2 separate regions of the Mus musculus genome follow, and region 1 is linked to region 2. The links are chromatin contacts, found by Hi-C in ENCODE. All regions are on one chromosome and are shown on one strand. The core of a region is the stretch at or near the end of the contact, and the rest is flanking DNA. Distances in the headings are between cores, read along the strand shown.

The links. A loop is a pair of places that touch in the nucleus more often than their neighbours do.
Region 1: a loop to region 2 is called in a map of heart, with 35 times the contacts of the local background. The contact joins the promoter of Hmgxb4 here to the promoter of Med26 in region 2. A Hi-C loop is called at or near these places in 2 of 37 maps with a recorded cell type or tissue (heart and regulatory T cell).

The regions. Positions count from the first base shown.
Region 1 is chr8:74,990,982-74,996,017 of GRCm38, reverse strand. Hmgxb4 (HMG box domain containing 4) reads right to left here and starts at 2,368. Exons shown (of 11, transcript NM_178017.2): 1 at 2,269-2,368.
Region 2 is chr8:72,546,328-72,550,956 of GRCm38, reverse strand. Med26 (mediator complex subunit 26) reads left to right here and starts at 2,647. Exons shown (of 3, transcript NM_027485.4): 1 at 2,647-3,062. The coding sequence starts at 2,991.

The DNA of each region.
Region 1 (5,036 bases), core at 1,119-3,618, 2.4 Mb before region 2:
AAGGTCCTGAGTTCAAATCCCAGCAACCACATGGTGGCTCACAACCATCCATAATGAGATCTGACACCCTCTTCTGGTGTGTCTGAAGACAGCTACAGTGTACTTACATATAATAAATAAATCTTAAAAACAAACAAACAAACAAACAAACAAACAAAGACTAGATGCTTGTAGGAAAAGTGAGTGAACCCTGAACACAAGTCCAATATGTAGGGCAGCCCAGAACCTGAGAAATACTATGGAATATTCCCAGGATGGGCAGACTGATGGGCCCTAAATGGTGGCTGCCTCACAAGAAAAAGACAGTACCAGGGAGGGGGAAAAGGTCTCAAGCAGCAGTGTGAAAGAAAGCAGAGTTCAGGAGCATTCATACAAGATTAGATGAACACTATGTCTCAAATTAAATTGAGGGCTCAGGGGTAGAAAGTAAATTGGGAGAGTTAATGAAGATCAAAAATTTAGGTTTGATTTTCACATCAGAAAACAACTACATCAAATGTTAGCAAACACAAAACAGGTGCTAAAACCCATTCTCTTGAATTCCATAATTTTGGAGTTTACAAAATTCTATGCTGTCAACTTCTTGGGGCAGGATAATCTTACAGTTAGTGTTTGTCTTAGTGTGCAAAAACATGACAGCATAGAAAAGCTCATTCATTGTTTAATACTGTTTATGCCATTATAGATAGCGAATGCTTAGAAAACGTGAACACCGTGGCTCGGCTCTTCCAAGGCTTTTCTTCAGGGTATAAGAAAGGAGAAGCAGGCTGTTAATTCCACTTGAAAATAAAACTTCAGCACAGGCTTTTGGGATAACAAGTAATTATGAAAAAAGTTAAAATCTTCAAAGGTAGAATTTTGTTATTTTGGAAATTCAAAGCGTTAACTATAAAAAAAGTTTCAGAAACTAAGTTTTTGGAGGTAATCTCAGTTCCAGCAATCGCTAATCGTTATCATCATCCCAGAACAGATCGGAGAATTGAAAAAGAAAGAAAATCCACCCAGTAAACTGGGCAAGGAAGGTCTGTCTCCTCCAGACGGGAGTTTCCTCCAAGGCTGTTTTTAGGAACTTAGATTGCCAGTCCATGCAGTCAAAGGAAGAAACACATCCAGCTGTTGGCAGATTCTGATATTTTGTTGCTACTTCTAGGATAGCACAGGTGAATTCTTACTTCAGTGGGTTTCCTTCCTTCTTGGATCTGTTGGAGTTCTTGCCACACCCTTTTCCAAGGACCCACCTATGCAGCACTCCAGCCCCTGCCAGCTTCGCAACTTGCAGAGATCTCCATAGCCAGAAAGGCGCACTGAATCTTCTCACTGCAATGCTAACTGGAACCACGACCACTGCACAGATTGGCTGATAACATACTCGGTTCCACGAGTTCAGCGATCCAAATTTTGACAAGCCATAATCAACAGGCTTTACTTTGGATGCAGTTTTTAAAAATGTATTTTGCTACGAGGGTATAGAATCAGCCAGTACTGGAAACAAGGGTGGGGTGGGTGGGTGGTAGACATATCTTGTCTGCTATATGATATAAACTAAAGTGAACCTACAAGTAGTGGTTGTGGAGGGGGAAATGGGCCTGTATGGAGATGACTCCAATTAAGAAGGCATGTTCAAACTGAGTCGCACGCAAAGAACACACACAATACGAGATCGTTTATCCATACAGTCCCCAAGACCACCGTTCCCGGGGTCCCCGCTGTGATAACCTCGGCAGGTCTGCTGCAACCGCTAGTTCAACAAAGCTCTGCGCAGCGCAGGAAGCTCCGGGCATCCTCTCCCGCTCGCCGCTCACCGCGCGCCCAGCCCTCCCGCCCGCCGGCCCGGGACCTCTCTTCCTGACAGCCCCAGGTAGCCCGCGCCCCGGCTCCCATGCCGCGCTCCGCCCGACCCGTGTTCCCACGTCCCGTCGGCCTCCGGCGCCCCGGAGCGCCCAGACAGCGGCGCAGGGGGAGGGGCGGCGCGGGCCGCGGGTCCCTGGGGCGGCCGCACGCCCCCTCCCGGCCCCGCAGCTTTCCCGCCTTCCCCGTTTGAACAGCTCCCGCCGCCTTCCTCCTGCGGCCCGCTCGAGCCCCTTCCCCGGGGCGGCTGCAGCCGCTACTCCAGTTCCCGGCTTGGCCCCCGAGCTAGGCCGCGGCGGGCCTGAAGCGCCTCCCGGACGGTGTCGGGGGGCCGGAGCGGTGGGCGGAGGCCGGGCGGGGCCGTTGCCGCCCCGGGGTGGGGGTCCGGACGGGTCTGGTGGGGGCTCCGCTCGCCGCTACCTTCACTCGGCTCGCTCGGATCCCGCCTCAGCGCCGCCGACGGCCGCCATCTTGGAGAAGGAGAGAAAAGCGCGAGCAACAAGGGCGCCTCAGTCGAGCCCAGAGCGCAGACTCCTACTGCAGCGGGGCTACCGCGCCGGCGAAAGAGCGTCGAGCGCATCGAATAAACCTGCTTGTTGAGCGCGGTCGCGGTACCGTTTGAGAATACACTCCTCCGTTGCAGGTTTAGTCTAGAAATCTCTTCTCGGTCTAAACAAATAATTTCAAAAGTCTCCTGTTTATTCTTCAATAAAAATATCTTTCTGTAAAGAAATTGCGAATAAAAAATATCAGGCAATTAGATTAATGTAGCCAAACACCTGCCCCAACCCAAAGTCTTTACAGCTCCGTAAACTTCTATGCAATTAGAACAGTCGTTCTGAAGCAATGGAGCTTGGCTTTGGATTTTATACGTTCACTGTCAGTTACAATTTTATGTACTTATCTACCACGTGCTTATACAAACCTCGAAAATTTCATGACAGACTTAAAATTAGACAATTAGCTTTGTATTCTCTTTTAGGAACTCATGGGTCCTTCTCCGCAATCTCGGTCCTTTCTGGTCACCTAATAGTAGCCCTTCTTGTTCTCCTTTTACCCCTAAATCTTTTGTATTTAAGACAGAATGTTATGCTGTTTATTTCAAGACAATCTGTTCTTTGCCGGACTCAGAGCGATAAGGGTTAATAGCCGTATTTATTTGTAATTTAGCATTTACATCTGGAGAGTAGCCCAGGTGAAGTGGAAGACCATACACTTGTAAGACAAGCTGTTTTCTCACCAAATTATTACACCGCTCACACCAATTTTTGTTTAAGTGTTAAGAGGACTGGTGAATTGGTTCAGTGGGTTAAAATATTTTACACCAAATCTCTGGGTATGTGTTTGACACCGGAAATTTACATGGTGGAAAGAGAGAACTGATTCATGCAAGTTTGACTGCCACAGGAATGTCCCCTAAAAACACACAAAATGGAAATAAATAAGTTACTCTTTCTCTAAGAAACAGGAGAAAACAGTTTCTTCTGATTTATTGAGGAGAACTCAATAAATCAATAGCATTTACAATTTCCAGAGCCTGGTTTAATATAAAGACTCTGTTTTTGTAGCATAGTGTAAGTATATAATAGCCTTCTGTGTGAACAGTGCTCACTCCATCAGGGCAACCAGAAGCTGGTGCCCTCCTCACTGAAAAGACCCAGCCTTCATCTGCTCTAGGGAGGAATTTCTCTTCTGTTTTGCTTTGTCAAAGTCACAGGAGGTAGGCAGTTTTGGCGGGAGGGATGGGTGGAGGAAGCAGCCCTGGCTGTCCTGGAACTCATTATGTAGACAAGGCTTGCCTGAAATTCACAGAAATCCTCCTGCTTCTGCCTCCTGAACACTGAGATTAAAATCATGCACTACTATTAATTCTTATATATAAATATAATTAGATCATGTTCCCTCTTTTCAACCCTTTCCATTTATTTCTCTCAAATTCATGGCCTCTATTTCTTTAACTGTTGGTGTGTGTGCACATGCTCATAGAAGCCAAAGGAATACACCAGATTTCCTGGAGATGGACTATAGACAGTCATGAACTGTACAGTGTGAATGCTGGGAACTGAACTCAGGTCCTTTGGAAGAGTAGTATTCTCTTAACCTGCAGCCATCTCTTCAGCTCCTCAGCCTGTTCTTGACCACAGTACTATCATTCTTGGATCACTGAACATACACTCGTTCATTTATTCGCTGAAACAGTCCTTATGGAAAGCACAGGGTATAGCAGGCACTGGGCAAGGTGCTGGGCACTAACAAGAGAACAAAGTCAAGGGTACTTGAGCCTCAGCAGCTGATACTCTGGCTGGGAGGGCAGCAGAAAATAATAAAGCCATGTTGTAGTGAGTGGTGGTGTGTTGGTTGGGGAAGAGCAGTACAGATGCAGGTAAGGGTGGAAAGGCCTGCTCTTTAAAACATGACTCCGGTGCTTCTTGTGATGAGGTGCCTGCTGGCACTTGCTTTGCTGGAAGGGGAATCGGTGGTGGAGTCCAGAAGGCCGAGGCACTCTGAACAAGCTCCTCCTCAGAAGCATGTGGGTGAAGCTTCTCTGCTGTGAGCATCCTAGCATGGCTCTGTGGAATTTGGCAACAGAAGGTGGGAGATGAGCGCTGACCTCACAGAGTCCTCCTTCGGCTTCATGGGACGTAAAGAATACATTCACCATATTGATTGTAGTTGTTGGTTGGGTTGACATAAATCAAGACTCCACCAAACCTAATACTTTAATACATGACAATTTGAGATATTTCAGTTGTTCATCAATAAAGGTATCAAAATATCATAGAGAGACACAAATCCAATTTCTAGGAATGAAAGCTATAATAATGCCTGGGATACCTGGATAAAATAAGCAGCCAATAAGATACCAAAGAGGAGATCTCCTTAAGACCCTGCAAAGACACCACCTAAATGAAATGTACAGAGGAAAAGCCCCAGATGAGGCTTCAATGACTATGGGATAACCTTGAACTTAAGATAAAAGCAATCTGAGAAGCTGAGAAAGGAGAATGAATTTTTATTTGATTATTATCGTTATTGTTGTTATTAAAACTAGAGAGCTACAGTGGTTATGAACGTGGGCTGCTCTTCCAGAGGGCATGAGTTTAGCTCCTAACACCACCCTTAGCTCACAATATGTGTAATTTTGGTTCCTGGGGGAGGGAGGATCCAGTTCCCTCTTCTGGCCTCTG
Region 2 (4,629 bases), core at 1,398-3,897:
TTTGAACTCTGGACCTTTGGAAGAGCAGTCAGGTGCTCTTACCCACTGAGCCATCTCACCAGCCCAAGAAACCCTTTCTTGAAAAAACAAAACAAGAAAATGGGTTGGAGAGATGGCTCAGCCATTATGAATGCTTGCTGCTCGTCCAGAGTTCAATTCCCCATACCTATATGATGACCTTGAACTCAAGAGATCCTCCTGTTTCTACCTCTTTGAGTGCTGAGATTAAAGGCTAGGCATAGAAAATGCAATCAGAAGCACCAGGTATGATGGTGGGTGGTACATGCCCTATAATTCTAGCGCTTGAGGAGGTGGAGGCAACATGAAGAGCTCAAGGCCAGGCCTGTGAGACAATGCAGCAGTTAAGAGCACTGTTCTCAAAGAAGGACCAGGATTCAATTCGCAGTATGTACTCACAACTCCATGTAATTCTAGTTCTAGGGATCTGACAACTACTTCTGGCCTCTGTAGACACCAGGCACATATAGGTGCATATATACTACAGGCAAAACATTAATATCAAATTTAGAGACAGGGTCTCTCTACATATGGCTGTCTATCCTGGAACTCACTATGTAAACTAGACTGGATTCACGGAGATCCTCCTGCCTCCCCTTGAGTACCACCATACCAGGCAAATAAAATAAAAAATAAAGAAAAGAAAAAGGTTCAAGGCCAGCCTAGGCTACATGTGGTCTCAAAACCTGGGGAGGAATCTAAAATAGCAAGGTCAGCAGGTACATTGAATGCTGTCCAAGATGTTTTCATGACTTGATCCATGCAAAACTAATTGCCTGCTTAATTTATAGCTTGTTTTGAAAAAAAAAAAAAAGGCATACTATACCACTGAATAAACAAGATAGCAGGTCTGCAGGGTAGGATGATGCACTTAATTCCAGCTCTTGGGCAGCAGAACTCAGGCGGATATCTGTGAGTTTGAGGCTAGCCTGGTCTCCACAGTGAGTTTCAAACTAGTCAGAATTGCATAGTGAGATCCAGGCCAGCCAGGGCTTTGTAGTGAGAGCCTGTATAAGGGGAGAAAAATAAAAATCAACTATTAGATAATAATAAAAGACAGAAGATTGGCATAAATGTAATGCACCAGGAGACACTGGAAGGAATAAAATGTTTGAGACCAGCTCAGGCTTCATAAACTCTGCCAAAAAACACCAAACTAAGAGCCAATGTTGATGGAGGACCTTGTTTATTTTGCTTATCTGGTGAGATTAAGTGTATCTTCAAAATGGGCTGCTTTCCAACTTGGAACCTGAGCTCCAAACACATGCCAGGAAGAGAGTGTATTTGAGAAGTATTTGTTCGTGTTCATTCTATTGGTGTAATGCAAAGCCTTCTGTCATGTGCAGAATCAAGAAACCAGCCATGATAAATTTATTTTCTGGGTGGGTGGGAGAAAAGGGCAGGGTCTTACTTACGTAGTCCTTGCTAATCTGGAACTCACTGTGCAGACCAAGCTGGCCTGGAACTCCAGTGAGCCTCCTGCCTCCCAAGCGTTGGAATTAAATGCCTGGTTCCTCACCTCCCCCAGTACCCCCCCCCCGAAGTATGACAAATTTAAAATTAACAGGTGTTGAGCAGCTCTCAGAAGTACATGTGGTTTTCATTACCTGTTTCCCTTCCGTTTCATGTCTGGATTTTTAAGGTTACAACACTACACGAAGTTATTTCTCCCGAGGCCACTTTCGTATAGTGCACTAAACTCGGAGCCCGCCCTCCATCTGTCCAGTTGTAGGGGTCACCGAAGGACGGAGGACCGCAGCCTTTATACTTGACTTCCTTCGTTTCTTGGTTTGACTTAAAACTCCAGGTGACCTTGGTGCTTCCCTTCCTCCCCCGTGAGGCGTTCCTGTTTTCCATCACCTGAGATGCAAAGGCGGGGTCGCTCCGTCCCCTCGGAACGCCAAGGGGAAGATGCTGGGCGACGGTTCCGCATCCTGCTGTTCAGACACAGGCTGGCCACCTCCAGCCCCCCCCGCCCCCCCCCCGCCTCTAGGAAGGCGACAAAAGCGGTGCTTCCTCTTGAGTTCCAGCCCCGCACGGATGCAGACCCGAGGTGTCAGCGTCGCGCAGGCCTTGCAGACTTGCGTCCTCTGCAGAGGTGGCAGCTCCCAGACGTGACCTTAGGTCCCCGCAGCACGCGGGTCACATGGGGACACGCACTGCCCTGCAGACCCGCGCCTGGGGCCTCTGCAGCGGAGAAGGCTGTGCGGAGCTCCTCCGAGCTCCTCGAGGCACGAGTCTAAACGCAGGGAACCGCTGCCTTCCTCAGATTACCTATGGCCGCTCCAATCCTCTGGTTTCTAAACGCAGGAGGCCCTCATCCGGGGGAGGGTCTTTCCATTCCGCAACCCCAAAGCAGTCAGAAGATAGAGTCGGTGTTCCAGGACTTGAAGGGTGCGCTTCCGTTAGGAAGCCCATCCCTCCAGTCCCGAGTGGGCGTGGCCTTCAGATAGCGTCCGTTGCCACGCCCAACTGCCTCCCAACGGCCCTCTGTGTCGGACCTCGGAACCAGGCGGCAGGACCTGCTAATTGCGCCTGCGCGCGCGTGCGCACAATCAATAGGAGGGGCTCACGAGCCGGACCCTCCCAAACCCGGCGTCTCCACCCGCCCCATCTCCCAACCTCCTCAGCGTGGCGCCGACGCTGCGTGCGGCGCGGGTTACCCAGAGTGCTCAGCGCGGGGGGCAGCTCACTGGAGTTTGGTTCTCGAGGCGGCGGCGGCGGTGGTGGCGGAGGCTCCTCCGTCGGCTCCTCCTCCTCGCTCGGCGGTGGCGGCGGTGGTCCGGGGCCTGAGCTCCGGTCCCCTCCGCTTCCCTCCGTCCTCGCCATCTCCCCGAGCGCCTTGACCTCCTCCGGCGCCGCGGGGAACATGCGGCTCCGTTCCCGGAGGCCGGCGAGTGACTGACCCGCGTTCCCCCTCCTCAGCCTGCCCGCCCGCCGGCCCGGCCGCTCCCCCCCGCTTCGCCCAGGCAATGACAGCGGCTCCGGCGTCTCCGCAGCAGATGAGGGACCGGCTGCTACAGGCCATCGACTCCCAGAGCAACGTAAGTGACTGCCTCGCGATCGGGGACCGAGGCCGCATGTGTCGAGACCCTCCCCCTCCGACGCGCCCCCGGCTAGGGGCTCTCTCCAGGCGGTGATCTGCCCGCCACAGCCACTGCCATCTCGGTCTCTCTTTCTCCTGGGTCCGGGGACCGCAGGCAAGGCGGATTGCCCGGCAGCTGAGGGTACCTGAGGCCGAGGCTTCACGCGGCCTGGACTGAGGGAGCGTTTGGAGCTTTGATCAGAGCTAGTTCTTCTCCGTTGTCCCAGCCCGACCGCCCTTGGTGGTCCCCACCGTGCCTCCTTGCCTCACCTCAACCCTGGGAACTGAGAACCCCCCGGGAAGGTCTCCCTGCCGGGGGCAAGGTGGGAAGCAACTAGTGTCTCCGCGATGACTAGAGTAGCCCGCGTCTCCGGAGTCTTGGCCTTTACTCCCCTTCGGTCTCCTGGCTGAACCTCCTTCTTGGCTAGGAGGGAACCCTAGGCCCGTTCTGCCCCCAGTCTGTCTACCTGTGATGCCTGGAGAGTCTCCTCTTTTTTCTGATAGTGGACAAACCTTTCCTGGGGTCTTTCTAGAAAAGACGACCCTGCAGAGAGTGGGATCCTTCCTGTCATCTTTCTTGGCCTAAATGCTCCATTGCGCATCTGACCAGAAGCTAAAGCATGGGATTTTGGTACTGAGTTACTGCCCGTCATAGTTGATTGTTCTCTTATTCCTACCTTCCGGTCCTCTTTCCATCTCTCTCTTGCCCCTCCTGAGGTGCTTTGGGCCCTAGCCTGTCAAGATTTAATTGTAAGGGGTTACTTTATGTCACACTTTCCTCTGCTAAGAGTCCTGTGAGCAGAGGGACATCTTTTTCTTCCTGTGTGAGCATAGACTAATTTCACCTGTTCTTGTATTTTTCCCAAAGGTTTGTTGGCAGTGTAGGGGGCGGGTATCCTTGTTGCTGTTAGGAGCAGGGCCATGGGAAGATGCACAGGCATTCAGATATGAGGTGTTTGCTGGGAGACCAGGAAGTGGCCTTTGAGATCACTTTTTAATATGCTCGGGATGGAAGAAAAATCATCTTGGGCTTGGACAGGTAACCGAGGTTTGAGTCTTTTGAGTTCCCTTGACTATGCTTGACCAGTTACTCTTAGCAATGTACAATGTACACTGTATTGTGGTGTGTTCAGAATAATTCACATTGTTTGTGTGGTCTTGGTAGAAATAGAGGTGCTCTAGTTTCTATGAGATCTGCTTGCTGGATCCAAAATTATTTTCTTCTTGGTCTTTAAGATCACCTTGATAGTAATTTAGTAAATACTGTAGACATTTTCTCGAGGTAGAATAGGGACAGGCTAGATAAAAATCTTCTAGAAAGCCTTTTTAAATTTTTTTCTTTTTTCTTTTTTTGGTTTAAGGTTTTGTTGGGTTTTTTGTTGTTGTTTTGTTTGCCAGTGATTGGTATTACTGACTGTAATCACATGATTGATATATTAGGATATTAAAAGGTAAAAACAAGAGATAGGAAAACATAGCCTTGATGGCTTTTGCATCTTTGCTGAAGCCATAGTGTACACAGTATA